2 separate regions of the Homo sapiens genome follow, and region 2 is linked to region 1. Evidence: chromatin loops called from intact Hi-C (ENCODE). Cell type or tissue: gastrocnemius medialis. All regions are shown on one strand. Links, peaks and the distances in the headings refer to the core of each region. The heading gives the core; the rest is flanking DNA.

Region 1 (2,922 bases), core at 236-2,735:
TTGAGAGGGTCTTACTCTTTGATGGCCTTGGCTTTGATAGGCGTCTTCTCTTCTATGGTTCACTAGATCTTGGGTCAACAGTGTAGACTCAGAAAACCATTGCTCAGAGCAGTTGTAGCACAGCACCTTGTTTAATGGATTTTAATAGGATTATTTCTTTTGTCCTTCCATCCTTCCATCTATCTGCACACTTTTCTCTTGTCCAGAACTTATTCTCCTTCAATAATCTGTTAATTTTTCTTCTCGAAGCTTCCAGAGAGCATTAAGAACTTGACACTATGTCAACAGATTTGAGTAAGATACTGAAAACGGACAGCGTTTACCCTTCTGCCTGTAATATGACTGTGAATTTCTAGTTGTATCCAGCTCAGCACTGAAGTTTTGGGTGTGTCCTGGGTGTGGGACGCACTGTGTTAATGGCTGAGGGAGAATGAGGATGCAGAAGACAAAGCCTCTGCTGGTATTCATCTTCTCCTGGTGCGGGACTTAGAAGTGACTCTCCTGTGAGCTGGGCTTTGCCAAATGCTGTACCAGGGACATAGGAGAGTAAACTCATCTAAGTGAGAGGACTTGAGGGCAGAGAAAGGAGAGATAGGAGAGAATTCATAAGACAGGGGCATTTTAAACCAGGTTGGAGGGTATATATGGTTTCAGCACTGACTCTACTTGTAAGGACGGTACAGCAGAGAGAGGAGATGGAAGTGAGCACCGGTGTGGAGCAGGAGCATGCCACTCCCTTCTGGGGAATGTTCCCTGAGCCATTCTGTTCAATGGGAACATGGTGTGTGGCTTAGAATAATGGAAAGTAATCAGGAGATTTGGGTTGCACCCATTTTATATAAAGGGAGTTAACTGCCAGGCGGGCATTCTGTGTAGTATAGTGGTGGTGTGAACCAGCTCATCCCAGACTTCCACCCTTCAGATCCCCGGAGTACCATAGGCACTAGTTGTGTAAACTTGGGCAAGTTTCTAGAATTTCCTGAGCCATATTTTTCTTGCCTTTTCCATAGGAAGTGATGATGGTGCCTTCCTGAGAGGGCTGGCTGTGAGTGGTGAGTGAACTGATGGCACATCAGGAGCTTGTTTCATTTGGTCTCACGAGATGCAGTCTTTTTTTTTTTTTGAGATGGAGCCTCCCTCTGTCGCCCAGGCTGGAGTGCAGTGGCACGATCTTGGCTCACTGCAACCTCTGCCTCCCAGGTTCAAGCTGTTCTCCTGCCTCAGCCTCCTGAGTAGCTGGGGCTACAGACGCGTGCCACCATGCCCGGATAATTTTTATTTTTAGTAGAGATAGGGTTTTACCATGTTGGCCAGGCTGGTCTTGAACTCATGACCTTAGGTGATCCACTGGCCTCGGCCTCCCAAAGTGCTGGAATTACAGACGTGAGCCATGGCGCCCGGCCAAGTGATACAGTCTTTCTCTGATTGTCAGTAACGGTGAGAACAAGAGGGTGTGAAGGCACAGTGTTAATTTGTACTGCTCATGTTCCTCCCACACCTGTTTATCCATAATTACGTTCTTCCTGATCTCCAAAAGTGCAGCAGTAAATTAATTGCTCTGTCACCCTCAGTGGGAGCCTGTGACTTCCTCCGGGCCTTGTTCTTTGTGATGTTTCTTACTCCACAGTGACCTCTGCTGGGTTTTAGTTTGCTTCTCAACAAGCCTGGTTTCAGAGGTGGGGCCTGCACCTTTAAGGCAGCATCTGTTTGTTGCTAAGCACCGGGTTGAAATCACTGCCCAGATGAAAAGTACCCGAGAGAATGAACCAGGGAAAAAAATGTGCCTGTGTAAGACAAGAGCCTTTAGCAGAGAGTGTCCGGGCTGGTTCCTGGCATCCCTGGCTCCTTGCATCTGGTCCTGTCTTTTCCTTTGGCATTGGCACGTGTGGGGATGTGCATTCTGGCTGTGATCATCCTTCCAGAAAAATGTACTGAAAGCGACAGATCCAAGACAAATCCAGAAATGTCACTTCAAAATTGAGCACCATGTTTTCAAAAAGATGGCACAGAGAGACAGATTTTTCCCTTGCTTTCTTCTTTTAAATTTCTTTACGATGTCTCTTCTAGTTTTTAAATCCTGCATAGGAGGATCTTTTACTTTGTATTTAAAAATGCATGGAATTCAAAGTAAAATCACCCATTAATGATAACTTTAAAGTATGATGAATGATATATAATAATGTGATAGTATTGAATCTACAGGTGACATTTTCTGGTATGTAAGGTGTTTCACATAAGTGACCTCTTTTGCTCACAAAAACTTAAGTAACAAGTAATTTTTTCAATATGAATTATATTAATAATATCCTCTTTTACAAAACAGGAGCTGAATCGTACGTAGCAAGGTAAATCTTGTCCTAGGCCACACTTTGCTGGTAGAGTCTGTGACTTTTGATTTCGAAGCCCCAAATCTTTTCTTTACTGCTATGTGAATATAAGAACCTACCCAGAGAGAAACATGTCTACATCGCTTAAGAAATGTATGCTATTTTTGTTATGAATTACAAAAGGACGTATTAGCATGAAGTCAGCAATTGTTGTGATGATGTAGTTGGCACACTACACTTTTTTGGGAAAGGCTTCCTGAAGGTGGTATTCTTTGAGATGATTTTCCAACAGTGTCTATGTGTGAGATAGCTGAAGGATAGAGAAAAGATTTCCCAGGACTATGGGTTAATTTTAAGGAACAAATAGATTTCTGTCAGTGATGAGTCAGGCTAAAATTAAAAAGAAGAAACAAAGACAAAAACACAGATAGTCTTAGAAGAGAAAGCTTGTGCTGGATTAAGTGCAGTTCAGAGTCAGGATGGCAGGCAGATGTCAGTGACCATGGACAAGGTGTGTCTGGAATTCAGTGGGAGGTCAGAGAGGGATTATGGCTGAGATGCAGGCTTCACAGTGGCCCTTCTCAACCATGATCCC
Region 2 (2,922 bases), core at 240-2,739, 140 kb after region 1:
ACAGTTATATTCATTATTTCCCGTACTCCTCACAATGGTCCCATGTGAATGAGATTATTATTCTTAGTTTGCTGTGAAGAAATAGGGGAGGTGAGGTCATTTGACAATGCCCAGAGTCAGACAGCAAAGTACAGAGAGAAGACAACCTGAGTTGTGTTTTTTCTGAGTTCTGATCTCACTGGCCACACTCAAGTATCAGCTTATTATTTTTAAGTTAATATGTGTTAATTTTGTAACATCTAAATATATAGAAATACGAATCTAGGTGTAAACATAAGCTTACAGTTTTCATATGACTATTTAAAACAATTGCAATAAATATATACAAAACCAATACAAATGGTCTTATTAATTGACAAGGATGAACACTGTTAAATCACGACACTTAGTGCTAACTGGCAGGTTTTCTTTTTTTTTTTTTTTTAAGTTTCAGCCTACCAGTGATCCAGTGTGCCATGTAATGACTGAATGTTCTCATTAGTTTTCTGGAGTCAAACTATTACCAAATCTTTGTTCAATTTTTTTTCCATTGTCGCTTGTCTTTCTTTTGGAAGAATATGGAAGCTACATATTAAGTCTGCCTGCATCTGTTTTCAGTAGCTTGGAAACAAGTGAATTTGAATTATTTGGCACTAATGCTACCATGAACACACACGTTGTGTAACAGGTATAAAGAGGATGTTCAGATGACCCCAAATATAATCACATGAGCTTTTTAAAAGATTAACATCAACATAAAAACAAACTAAAATCTAAATGAGTGAAACACCTTTGCGTGGAGAATTTGTAGATTCCTGATAATTTGTCCCCAGATCTAAATATGAATTTATGGATGGTTTATACCATGCCATCTTCAATAACTGAACCTATTTATAAAGCAGCTTCCTTTGTTACTTAATTCTCATTTCAATTCTGTGATGTAGGTTCACAAAGATGTGTCTTAGTTCATTCCTGCTGCTATAACAAAATATCTGAGACTGGGTAATTTATAAAGAACAGAAATGTACTTCTCACAGTACTGGAGGCTGAAAGTCCAAGATCAAGGAGCTGGCAAGTTTGTTGCCTTGTGAAGGCTGCTCTCTTTACCTCAAGATAGCATCTTGTTGCTGCATCCCCCAGAAAAGAGGAATGTCATGTCCTCACATGTCCAAAGGCAGAAGGGCAAAAAGGGATTAGCTAATTCCCTCCAGCTCTTCATAAGGTTGCTAATCCCATTTATGAGAGCTCTACCTCAATCAATTAATCACCCACTTAGGGCCTCCCTGTCAATATACTATCACATTGGTGATTTAGTTTCAGCACATGAATTTTGGGGGACATTCAGACCATAGCACAGTGCTTTGCTAGTAAGTGGTGTAACTGAGTTTAGATCTTCTGACTGCACTGTGCTTTTTATTAACCTCTGATACGTGTTAAATAATTTTTTAACTGAGTTAAAAATTCTAGCTTAGGAGAATCTTCCAAGTTTTTAATAGTTCTTGAGATCCAATTTTTATCATAAATATCTAATCCTCAGTTTTTAATTTTCAGAAAATTATGCATAACTCCCTGCAAAAGCCTAAGAAATCAGCAGGGGGTGTTTTAGTAGTGTATTTCACATATTAATGCAAATGGTTTTATCCCTTAAAAGAGAGGTATGCAGTTTCATCAGTTTTGAAGCTTTGAAGTGTCTGCTTCATCTAGATACAGATTTTAATATGCTAAAATATTATAATTAATACAGAAATCACTAGCCCCACCTGTCAGTGAAGATGAAGAACTACAAATGATTCATGCTAAACTATATTGTAGTATTCTAATTTGCGTAAAATCCCAAAATGATTATGTAGGAAAATTACTTATTATTTTAGTATTTACTTTAATAAAAATGCATATGTGACTTTATTTGGTATAAGTGATTTAGTCTCTATTTATAGAAAAAGTGCTAATTTTAAAAGGTTGTCATTTTACCGTTCCCTGAAAGAGACTTGAAAGCTGCAGAGAGCAATATCTTCCTGCCATGTGGGAATTTTCAGAGAAAATTAAATGTGGCTTGGAATTGCCAAATTGAACTTTATAAAATGACTATTATGGTATGTAAAGTGCCCTTTTCCGATAGTATTTTATAATTACATATAATATGATTCAATGCTCCAGAGAAATACTAAGAGCTGCATTTCACACATATTTAGGGTTTTTTTTGTTTTAATGGCTCTTTGATGCACACTGTTCATTCACAAAGGAATCTAGTGACCTACCTAGAGGGAAGAAGGAAAAACGTGATAACTCTGAGCAGACGGACCAAATGCTTATTCTGTGGGGATAGAAGTAGGGCAACTTATGGCAACAACACGAGCTAATTGCCTGAGGGAACCATGGAACACTTACACTATTTTTGAAAATACAGCGTTTATCCCTGTTTCAAGCAGTATTTGAAAGCCTGCTCATTGTCCCCAAAGGTCTGTGAATTATTGCCAAGTATCCTAATAAGATGTTGAGGATGGGCAACTCGTTCGACTCAGGGAGCTATGGGTAGGGCTTTTTCCTATACAGTAAGCAAACCTTTTTGTGAATGAAGAAAATATGCTAACAGCATTATAAACGAATTAGCCTTTATTATATAGGCAAACCTTTGAGATACTATGGGTTCAGTATCAGACCACCAAAATAAAGTGAATATCTCCATAAAGTGAGACAGATGAAGTTTTTGGTTTCCCAGTGCATATGAAAGGTATGCATACATTCTATTGTTGTCTATTAAGTGTGCAATAGCATTATGGCTACAAAAAATATGTACATACCTTAATTTAAAATACCTTATAGCTAAAAAAATGCTAACGGTCATCTGAGCCTTTAGTGAATGTTAACCTTTTTGCTGGTAGAGGGTCTTGCCTTGACTTGATGGTTGCTAACTGATCAGGGTGGTGTTTCTTAAAATAAGAC

The links. A loop is a pair of places that touch in the nucleus more often than their neighbours do. Peaks named below come from ENCODE experiments on the same cell type or tissue, not always from the same donor. Only the 100,000 strongest peaks of a DNase experiment are listed, where the experiment ranks them.
Region 2: a loop joins it to region 1, with 7 times the contacts of the local background. A loop is called at or near these places in 51 of 110 quality-filtered maps.

What each region holds. Positions count from the first base shown.
Region 1 is chr6:155,173,266-155,176,187 of GRCh38, forward strand. All of the region lies in intron 9 of TIAM2 (TIAM Rac1 associated GEF 2), which reads left to right. Among named protein-coding and RNA genes, the nearest start is that of CLDN20, 89 kb to the right of the region's middle. RefSeq lists an enhancer at 1,714-1,773. In gastrocnemius medialis, for the core only: a CTCF peak has its summit at 1,661 (motif pointing left); a DNase peak (open chromatin) is centred at 1,636; H3K27ac peaks cover 493 bases.
Region 2 is chr6:155,315,670-155,318,591 of GRCh38, forward strand. No RefSeq gene overlaps it. Among named protein-coding and RNA genes, the nearest start is that of TFB1M, 2.6 kb to the left of the region's middle. In gastrocnemius medialis, for the core only: a CTCF peak has its summit at 1,726; no DNase peak of the experiment used is centred there; H3K27ac peaks cover 1,090 bases.